2 separate regions of the Homo sapiens genome follow, and region 2 is linked to region 1. Evidence: read pairs that join two places in POLR2A ChIA-PET (ENCODE). Cell type or tissue: Panc1. All regions are shown on one strand. Links, peaks and the distances in the headings refer to the core of each region. The heading gives the core; the rest is flanking DNA.

Region 1 (5,369 bases), core at 96-5,095:
CTGTGTCAATGGAGATGATCATGTGATTTTTGTCCTTTGTTCAGTTAATATGGTGTGTCACATTGATTTTTCTATGTTAAACCATCTTTGCATTCCTGAGATAAATTTCACTTGGTCATGGTGTCTGCTCTTTTTATATGTTGCTGGATTTAGTTTGACAATATTTTGTTGATGATTTTTGCATCTACTCATAAGGAATATTGGTCTGTGTTTTTCTTTTCTTGTGGTGTCTTTGTCTTGTTTTAGTATCAAGGTAATAATACTGGCCTCATAGTATGAATTGGGAAGTTGTCCCTCCTCTTCTATTTTTTTGGAAGAGCTTGTAAGGGATTAGAGTTAATTCCTCTTTAAATGTTTGGTAGCATTCATCCACGAAGCCATCTGGTCCTAGGCTCTGCTTCATGTGGTTTGGTTTTGTTTTAACTAATTCAGTCTCTTTTTACTTGTTATGGGTCTGTTTAGATATTCTATTTCTTCTTGACTCAAATACTTTTTGAAAATAGGTAGGTTAAAAGTCAACTTGTCAAAGTAATTAAAGAGTTGTTCTTTTCATTTGAAATGATTGCTGTTGGTAGTGTTGAACTTCCACTGTGGTTTTGAGTGTTAAAACCGTGGAATGAGAGCCCCCTGCACTTCAGGGCCTGGCGTGATGCTCCTCATTAATGTCATGCTAGAAAGCTCACTGTCTATCTCTGAATCCCAGTTTCCTCATCTGCAAAATGGGCTTAATCACATCATCCTTAAAGGTTGTCAAGGGGATCAGGTGAGACATCCATCTCATGCCTAGCATATAGTAGACCCTCAATAATGATGATCTGTTTTCTCTAGCAATATATATCTGATACTCACCCACTAGGCGCTGGGGACCCTTCTAGGGACTAAGGATACAGTGAGCAAAAGCAGAGACCCTGGTGGTTACATTCTAATGGAGGAGAGATCAAAATAAACAAACACATAGAAAGGGTCTAAGGAAGTCTTTGCCTGATTTTTAAGCCAACAGAGACATGGGCACAGCAGTCAGGCAGGTGCAGCTCCCATGTGTGATTTTTAATGATCAGAGCTAGGCTGGAGAACCTGATTGTCCTGGGACCAGGTGGGCTTGCCTGAGCTCTCAGTTCCCCCTTTCAGTTTAGCTCTAGGGACAGTCTTCTGAGGCCAAGTTAGGATCTATAGAGCAAGACTAGCAGGACTACTTCTGAGACTCAGTGTCCAGGCCTTACAGACTTTAGATAAATTAGCAGCTGACTCCAGAAACCTGGGCCCATGGCTCTTGCCCACCAGTCAGTGGCTTGTTCTGAGGACAAGGTGGAGAAAGTGGCCAGGAGCATGACTCTGTTGGGGGCTTTTCCTGTGCTCAGTGGAGGCCTCTTCCCCTATTCAGTGGGGGCTCTTATAATCAGTGGGGGCTCTTATAATCAGTGGGTGGCTCTTCCTATACTTAGTGAGGTTCTTCCCCTTTTCGGTGGGGGCCTCTTCCCCTATTCAGTGGAGATCTCTTCTCATACTTGGTGGCGGGGGTGGGGATGCGGGTTCTTCCCATAGTCAGTGGGGGGCTCTTCCCATGGTCAGTGGGGGGCTCTTCCCAAAGTCAATGGGGGGCTCTTCCCATAGTCAGTGGGGGGCTCTTCCCATGGTCAGTGGGGGGCTCTTCCCAAAGTCAATGGGGGCCTCTTCCCATAGTCAGTGGGGGGCTCTTTCCATGGTCAGTGGGGGGCTCTTCCCAAAGCCAATGGGAGGCTCTTCCCATAGTGGGGGGCTCTTCCCATATTCACTGGGGGGCTCTTCCCACAGTCAGTGGAGGGGGGCTCTTCTCATATTAACTAGGGGGGCTCTTCCCATATTCACTGCGGGGCTCTTCCCATGGTCAGTGGGAGGGCTCTTCTCATATTAACTGGGGGAGACTCTTTCCATTCAGTGGGGGGCTCTTCCCATGGTCAGTGGGGGGCTCGTCTCATAATCAAAGGGGGGCTTTTCCCATATTCACTGGGGGGCTCTTCCCATGGCCAGTGGGGGGCTCTTCCCATAGTCAGTGGGAGGGGTCTTCTCATATTAACTGGGGAGGCTCTTCCCATTCAGTGGGGGGGCTCTTCTCATAATCAAAGGGGGGCTCTTCCCATGGTCAGTGAGGGGTCCCTCCCCTCTTCAGTGGGGGTTTCTTTCTCTTTTCAGTGGAGATCTCTTCCTATACTCAGTGGGGGCTCTTCTCTTGTTTCTCCTGTATCCCAGTTCACAGGGCACTGTGTTAGAAGGTGACAGGGAAGTGGGAGGCACCTTTTACGGCATGGTGGGAGAAGGCTCTTCTAGGGAGGTGACACTGGGCAGAGAACCAAGTGGTAGGAGTGAGCCAGACATGCAAAGCTCCTGGGCACAGGAGGGTGTCCCAGGCAGAAGTGATGCCTCATTGGTACATTTGAGAAGCAGTAATGGTCTTATGGTCTTTTCTGCCTCCTTTACTCCCTCCCTGTGTCTTTTTTTTTTTTTTTTTTTTGAGACGGAGTCTTACTCTGTCACCCAGGCTGGAGTGCAGTGGTGCGATCCCAGCTCACTGCAACCTCAGCCTCCCGGGCCCAAGAGATTCTCCTGCCTCAGCCTCCCGAGTAGCTGGAATTACAGGCACCCACCACCACACATGGCTAATTTTTGTATTTTTAGTAAAGATGAGGTTTCACCATGTTGGCCAGGCTGGTTTTGAACTCCTGACCTCAAGTGATCCACCTGCCTCAGCCTCCCAAAGTGCTGGGATTACAGGGGTGAGCCACCCCGCCCGGCCTCTCCCTGTGTCTTTTTACTCAACCTTTCTAAATCTCATGCAGACTCCGTCTTCCTCAGAGCCCGCTGGTGTTGGGAGAAACAAAACAACCTGTGCTTTCCAGCCTGTGGCTCCTTAGAGACAAAATCTCTTAGTCAGGTATGGAGCCCCGAGTCCTTGAGCTCCACTGCCGGTTGTCCAAGACAAAAAGCTTTAGAGGCATCAAAGACCACTTCTTTGCTGAGATGGATCAGAATTGGCCTGAAAACCTGTTTGCCTTTCCAGAGAGTTTTCTTTTTGGTTTATTTAGTGGCTAGCGGCAGTCTCTCCAAGGGAAACCACTGGATTTATTAATGAGAAAATGAAGGCTTGTGTTTAAGCCTCGTCTCTGGTAAGTTGCGTGATGCGGAGGGGCAGATGTTTACAGTGGCTCCCCGAGGGTGCAGGCCTCGCCCTGGCAGGTGGCTGGGTTTCTGCCATGCTACGGTCCTATGCTCACCTGCCATGTCCTCTGAGGTCATCGGATGTGGCTTAACCTCAGCTTTCAAGGACAGAAGGCAACTCTTCTAGCACCGGCCATGACCCTGACATTTCCTGCTTCCCGGAACCGTCTGTGCTTCTCTACCAGAAGAGCTCTCTACCCAGGGACATGTCAGCCAGGTGGAGGGGTCAGGCAGTGATCTGCAGGGCGAGAGGGTTAGTCCCTGGGATACCCATCAGGTCCTATTCCTGGGTAATCTGACTAAAGTCTTATTTTCTTCGGATGCAAAATCTCACCTGGGCTAGGACAGATTAGCTTGAAGATCTGTGGAGGTGCAGCTTCTGGCACCAGAACTTTAGATGCTGGATGAATATTGACAGGGACTTAGTATGGAGGGAGGTGTGTTATCTTTAGTGCTGGGCTTAGGAACTGGGCTCACTAAAGTGAGGGCTTCAGCAACAAATTGGGCTGGTCATCTCTGTAGGACATCTCCTGCAGGGTGGCTGATTTCTGTCAAAAGCTCAGTGGCTGATTCCTCTCCCCAGGGAGACCCGCAGTAGGGCCCCATAAGCAGGTTTTGGCTTCCTGGCTTAGTTGATTTAGAACAGGTCTATTAGGTTGAACTGAATGACATGTCCTACCTTCTTTGGATAGCCTGGGCTGCTGATAGGCCCACTGTCAGGCAGGCTACCCTAGGTCTTGGTGGTTGCTGCTGCCTCGCTGTGTGACCTTGGGTGAGTTGCTTTCCCTCTCTGGGCTTCACTTTCTACCTCTGTAAAATGAAGGGTTGGATAGATTTCTTAAGAATGTGCCTTTCACTTCTAGGCTGAAGGATCAGATCCTTATTATCTCTCCCTGCCCTGGGCCTGACACCTAGAAGCCTCTCAATAAACCTTTCATTGAATGAGTGAATGAATAAATGAATAACAATGTGATGGTTTGTTATTTTTTTCATCAGCTGTGTTTTTTCTACAGAGCCCATGGAACAGACTTACGGCGTATGACCTCATCGGAGACTTGTACATGGGGCCAACCCCCATTTTCCCACAGGAAACCCACACTCTAATTAAGGGCTGACCCTGAACTTGAATCTGAGTCTTCTCTTTCTTCAACAGAGAGCCATCTCTCCAGCCCAGCTGGCAAGGAGACAGGTGATGTTACAGGAAAAAATACACAGCTTGTGCCCTTGGAATTACCAGAGTTCAAAGCCTGTTCAGCATCTACCCACCATGTGACCCGGGTCGAATTCTTCAGTTTCTCTAAGCCCATTTTCTCATCTGTAAGATGGGGAAGTGTAATCAGTTCTGAACCCACATATACCTCACTGGGCTTGAACAGGCCTGAGCAGGCATGTGGGGCTTTACTAGCTAGCCATCCTTTCTGCCGCTCTCCCTCATTCTCCTTCAAGCCCCCCAAAGTCCTTGGTGGAGGAGGAAGTGGAGACAGAACGTTTGGTGTTGGGTGAGGTACGTGAGGAGGCTGATTTCAGAACCTCCAGGAAACAAAGCTTTAGTGTTCCGAGGGCAGTGCCCGCCTGTGCCTCCTCCTCACAGGGGGTAGTAGGAGTGGGGTGGGGCCGAGGCATTTCCCAGCACAGCTCAATCACATCTCCTGCGCCTGCCCTTGTGACCTGCTCACTGGAAAGGAAGAAATGACCGAGGGAGAAGGGAGGGCATTTGAGGTGAGTGCCTGAACTGATGTCTTGGAGAATATTTGCATGACAAAGCTTCTTGCAAAATCTGGGTAGGACTTCCAGTTAACCCCCTGGAGGAGGCTTGGGGAAGTTGTGCTCTGAACCCACACACACCAGGTCGCCTTTCTGTGTTGCCCTATTTGGTTTCGCTAGTTCTGCCACAGGGAGAAGGTGTGTTCTGGATGGGTCCCCTCCCTCTGTCACCTGGTGCTGGCACTTCTGGGTGTCTGGGTCTTTCTGAAGCCATTTCATTCACGTTTCCCCTGGATGTGAGACTGTGTTGTGTTTGTTCTGACTGTCCTCTTGTAGAAGAGACGGTAGCTTTGCTTTTCTCTCCATCATACCCCTGGAATGCACTTCTTTGCCACACTCCAGCCTTTGACTCAGTCACCTCCACATCACCCTTTCACCAAACTTCTCTGTCTGCTTTTAAAGCCAAAGTCAAC
Region 2 (5,369 bases), core at 186-5,185, 760 kb before region 1:
CCAGCACTTCGGGAGGCCGAGGCGGTGGATCACCTGAGTTCAGGAGTTCGAGACCAGCCTGACCAACGTGGCAAAATCCTGTCTCTACTAAAAATACAAAATTAGCTGGGTGTGGTAGTGGACGCCTACTCGGGAGGCTGAGGCAGGAGAATCGCTTGAACCCAGGAGGCGGAGGTTTCAGTGAGCTGAGATCGCGCCATTGCACTCCAGCCTGGGCAACAATAGTGAAAATCCACCTCAAAACGATAATATTAGTAATCCACTTAGTCAATAAATAGGTCAGGCACCTACATGCTCTGTTATTTTACTTAAAGCTCATAGCATCCCTGCCTAAGATGCTGTGGACACCCTCACTCGGCAGAACAAACTGAAGCCAAGTTAAGGGACATGCCGGGGCCGGCGCCATCACTGGGTCTGAGCCCAGCCTATTGGCTGCAAGGCCTGTCTTTCACTGGTGACTGGCGTGCTCGATGGACATGGGAAATGACACTAACCCCGGCTCCCAGGGAGGCTGGCAGTCAGGAGTATTTGGATTCGCGAAGCACAGAGTGCAAACCCCCACCTCCTGAAAGCTGGCTCAAGCGTCCCCTCTAGTTGCTGTGATTTGGGGTGCTGAGGCATCCTCACTTTTGCCCTAAAAAGCTTGGTGGACTGGGCATAGTGGTTCATGCCTATAATCCCAGCACTTTGAGAGGCCAAGGTGGGAGGATCACTTGAGGCCAGGAGTTCGCGACCAGCCTGGGCAACATAATGAGACCCTGTCTCTACAAAAATTTAAAAATTAGCCAGGCATGATGGTGCACACCTACAGTCTTAGCTACTTGGAAGGCTGAAAGTGGCAGGACGGCTTGAACCCAGGAGGTCGAGGCTACAGTGAGCCATGATTGTGCCTGAGCAACAGAGCAAGACCTTGTCTTAAAAAAAAAAAAAAAATTGTGGCAGATATAGGTGCTGGAGGGCCATGTGAGCTCCTGGCTGAACCCCAGAGGTGGAGCTGGAGTGGGGCTCAGGTGGAGGACCTGGTCAAAAGTGTGTCCCCGCAACTCTGGGCTTTTGGTATTTTTATGGAAGCACTTCCTGAAAAAGGATATAATTCTAGTCCCATGGGATGCTGCATAAGGGAATAGCAATGGAGCCGAAACATATTTGGGGTGCAGAGGTTACATTAAACAGGATGGCGAGTGTTCTCTTTTCTGTAGATGCTGATGATGGACCCTGTGGCTACTCAGTAGACACAGACAGTAGTAGCTTTTCCCAAACATACTGAACCATGGAGCCGTTCTCCCTGAGAACAGCAGGCAGGACCGTGCTGTGAGAAACACAGCATGGGCAATGTGGTTGTGTGGGCTGGGGGTGCATTTCAGCCTGACCTCAAGGAGTGAGGCCCCTACCCAGGGTCCCGGGGCCCAGGCCACGGCCGCTTCCCCTTCCCCATGGCCTCCAGTGCCCTCGGTGGGCCCTGTGCCCAGTCCCCACTTGCTGTGCCTCCCCCAGGAGTCAGCAAGATCGTGACCGTGGACGTGAAGGGGAACAGCCCCCTGTGGCTGAAGGTGAAGGACCTGGCGGAGGGGGTGACCTACAGGTTCCGCATCAGAGCCAAGACCTTCACCTACGGGCCGGAGATCGAAGCCAACGTCACCACGGGCCCCGGAGAAGGTAGGAGAGCAACGGACCAGGCATGTCTTCCACACGGCGGTTCAGCGTCCCCAGTCAGAAGGGGCCCCCGGTGTCAAGAGCTGTGCTGGACCCTGGAAACAGAGTGGAGGACAGAGCTCACTCTTTCCCCTGGTGCCCAGTGACCCCTCCCCCCGCTCCCTCCTCCCGGGCTCCACGCTTTGATTAATGTGTCCTCAGGTTCCTCAAGCCACAAACCCTGGAGCAGCGCCCCCTCCTCTCCCACTTAGGCCCAGCCCACAGGCCTGGCCTGGCCACTGCGCCTGCTTCGTTCTTTCTCTCCCTGCTAATTGCATGGCCTCCTTTACTTCCGTCCTGGAAGGATGCAGCCTGGCAGGTGCCCCTGCCTTTCGCCCAGCCAGAGCCATCTTCCCACGCCCCTGAACCACCCCTACCCTCCAGGCAGCGGTTCTCAGAGCAGGGCGCACTAAAATGCACGTTCCCAGGGTGGATGCTCCGAGGGGTTGATTTCCTGGGGCTGAGGTGGGACCTGGCAGTCTGCACTTAGACAAAAGCCCCTGGAGGCCGTGACAAAGTGGCACCTTGAGAAACACCTGATGGAGCAGGTCACCTATTCACAGCCAGGGCCCTGCCTCCCCCACCTCACCACCCACCCCCTCCGCAGAACGCCCTTTTGTGTGTAACTGCCCGCCCCTCACCCCAGGAAGTCTTCCTTAATCTCCTGTATTGTTTCTGTTGTTGTTGTTTGGGCTTTTTTTTTTTTTTTCTGGAGACAGAGTCTCGCTCTGTCATCCAGGCTGGAGTGCAGTGGTGCAATCTCAGTTCACTGCAACCTCCACCTCCCGGGTTCAAGCAATTCTCAAGCTTCAGCCTCCCAAGTAGCTGGGATTACAGGTGATTTCTACCACGACCAGCTAATTTTTGTATTTTTAGTAGAGACAGGGTTTGGCCAGGCTGGTCTCCAACTCCTGACCTCAAGTGATCCACCTGCTGCAGTCTCCCAAAGTGCTGGGATTACAGGCATGAGCCACTGTGCCCAATCGCCTCCTTTAAATGTCCTCTTCACCTCCCTTCCCCTCCCACCCCTCATCCCCCCAGGCATTTGCCATGGTCAAGGTTTAGCCCTCCAAAGTCCCTGTTACTGGTCAGTGTAGAATGTCCTGTCCTGAACACAAAAGTCACCTCCCAGACCACTCTGCTGCCTCCCTCCCTAAGAAGGGGTACAGCCCATCCTGGACTTCCCCTAAAATCCCATCTCCTCCTCTGCCCACCCCCTTCAGCCAAGAATGGCGCAGGCCTCCCCTCCCCAGCAGTCCCAATTAGCCTGACTCAGGAAGAGAGTCTTCCCCTAATGGCTTAGTCTGGCTGCGCTTCACTTTTTCTTTCTGGCCAGTCACTTTCTATTCCCCACAGTCTGGTTCTGCAAAGAAGCCCTGTAGCTCTAGGGCAAACTCAGGACAAAGCCTGCAGGAGGCAGCCCAGGAGCCACCCAGCCGCTGTCCTTTCATCTGCCTCCAGCCCCGCCCCGCGCTGCCTCTCACCTGAGCCAGCTTCCTGGGAAACAAAAGTAGGAGAGAGAGCTGGCAAGCAACTGAGGACCAAGCGTTGGCAGTGGCCTGGGGACAGGAGAGGGCTGTGCGGAGGACAGGCTGTTCTATCCTGAGGCTTGAAGTGTCCCAGGCTGAGAGGTGGGGAGGTGGGAGGAGATAAAGGGCAGAGGGTTCAGAGAAGGTAGTGGAGGGCACTCTGAGAAAGAAAGAACCAGCCGGGTGTGGGGGTTCACGCCTGTAATCCCAACATTTTGGGAGGTGGAGGCGGGTGGATTGCCTGAGCCCAGGAGTTCAAGACCAGCCTGGGCAATACAGCAAAACCCCATCTCTACAAAAATAAAATTATCCAGGCATACTGGTGAATACCTGAAGTCCCAGCTACTCAGGAGGCTGTCGTGGGAGAATCGTTTGAGCCCAGGAGGTGGAGGCTGCAGTGAGCTGTGATCGTGCCCCTGCACTCCCGCCTGGGCAACAGAGTGAGAACGTGTCTCAAAAAAAGAAATAAAGAAGCCATCCTCCCACATGGTGTGGGTGCAGGGGGCGGTCTGCAGGCGGGGAACATGCAGCCAGGCAGTGGCTGGACTCGCTGGAAGCTCCTGGCCCCGGAGAAGGTGCAGGCTCTGTCCTCAGCCCTGAGTACTGTCCTGTGCAGGATGAGTACAGGGTCCTGAGGGCTGCCTGCCCTACCATACTCCCTCAGGCGTGTCCACCCCACCTGACCCCGCAGTTACTCTGCCCTTGTGCTGCAGACAGGCTGCTCCATAGGGAAGGAAGGAAATGGTGCCCTCCAATGCTGTGGGGTGGGCATAGGGGCCAGGCGGGGCTGCCAGGCTGTGTGAGCGATGGGGTGGGCATAGTGGCCGGGTGGGGTTGCCAGGCTGTGTAAGGAGGGCCTGCTGGCCCTCCAGGGCCCTGGGGGAGCATCAGTGTGATGCTAGACTCTGCTCCACAGAGACCCCCCACCAACAAACCAGGTGGCCACCCACTCATGCACTGGTTCCCTCCCTCATCCCCTAAGCACAGAGGAAGCACCTACTGTGTACCCAGCTCTGGGGGTACAGAGCCCCACCTTTGGTGGGGAGCAGGATTGGAGGTGACAGCATGTGGGGTCGGGATTCTGGACGGGCACCCCCAAGAGAAGGGGCTCAGAGCCCCTTGCAGACAGATACCTGGCTCACTCCTCTCATTGCTGGAGTCACCTCCTCTCATCTGCTCCAGCTCCTAGGGCCGGCTCCCTCACTGGCCCACATCCCAGGCTGCTCCTGACGTACCTTCATTCCAGGAGCGCGGCATGGGGCCCAGTCCTTCCTCCCTCCTCCTAGCAGCACAGGCCCCAAGGCCTCCTGGGGCATAAACCCCCTCTCCCCTTGTCTAACCTAATAGGAAATGCAGTTGGGGTTGGGGGATTTTAGGCAGGAATGAGGGAGGGCGGACATCATATCACCTACCAGGAGGGAGAAACTGGACTCTTCAGCCCCGCTCCGACCAACCCCCTCCTCTCATGGGCCCACTCTGCCATCATCGCACCCACCTCTATTCCCCACCATCCAGGACACAGCCTTCAAGCCTTACCTTCCAAAAGGCCCTTATAGAGGGGGAAACGGAGGCACTGGAAGGCTATGTGAATTGATCAAAATCACCCATCTAACACGTTCTGGGCTGGAACCCAGGTCTCCTGGCTCTACTCCAGGGACCTTTCTGGACCATTCCATTTGTCTTCTGCCCTGGGATTTGGAATATGGAGCATAGGGGTAGCCCAGGGGGACAACAGTCCATCCTGGCAGGCCCAGCCTGAGATGTACTCTCAGGCCGCGACATTTGCAGGGCTTCCTGGCGGCTCTCTGTCCAGGGTTGGTTTTGTCACCCAGTGTTCCTCCTCGAGCCCAGGGTGACGGGCTGGGTGGCTGTTCTGGGTTCCATACATCCCTCGCCTCTGTGTGCTGTCTGCAGGTGCCCCAGGACCGCCTGGCGTGCCCATCATCGTGCGGTACAGCTCTGCCATCGCCATTCACTGGTCCAGCGGAGACCCGGGCAAAGGGCCCATCACCCGCTACGTCATCGAGGCCAGACCTTCAGGTGCGCCCCGCCCTGCTGGGCTGAGACCCCACAGCTCATTATCTCCCTTCTTCCTGGGTCCCTCCACTTGGGGCACTTGCCTCTGTCCTCCGCCTGAGAAGGCGCTTG

What was found. Peaks named below come from ENCODE experiments on the same cell type or tissue, not always from the same donor. Only the 100,000 strongest peaks of a DNase experiment are listed, where the experiment ranks them.
Region 2: POLR2A ChIA-PET joins it to region 1 with 8 read pairs; 2 of 35 experiments call an interaction of 5 or more read pairs at or near these places.

What each region holds. Positions count from the first base shown.
Region 1 is chr17:72,602,645-72,608,013 of GRCh38, reverse strand. It overlaps LINC00511 (long intergenic non-protein coding RNA 511), which reads left to right. Exons shown (of 5, transcript NR_033876.1): 4 at 4,206-4,911. Among named protein-coding and RNA genes, the nearest start is that of LINC00673, 13 kb to the right of the region's middle. RefSeq lists an enhancer at 4,210-5,177. In Panc1, for the core only: no CTCF peak of the experiment used is centred there; no DNase peak of the experiment used is centred there; H3K4me3 peaks cover 4 bases; H3K27ac peaks cover 2,681 bases.
Region 2 is chr17:73,357,971-73,363,339 of GRCh38, reverse strand. SDK2 (sidekick cell adhesion molecule 2) reads left to right here. Exons shown (of 45, transcript NM_001144952.2): 39 at 1,495-1,656; 40 at 5,136-5,261. Among named protein-coding and RNA genes, the nearest start is that of CDC42EP4, 49 kb to the right of the region's middle. RefSeq lists an enhancer at 1,611-2,282. In Panc1, for the core only: no CTCF peak of the experiment used is centred there; no DNase peak of the experiment used is centred there.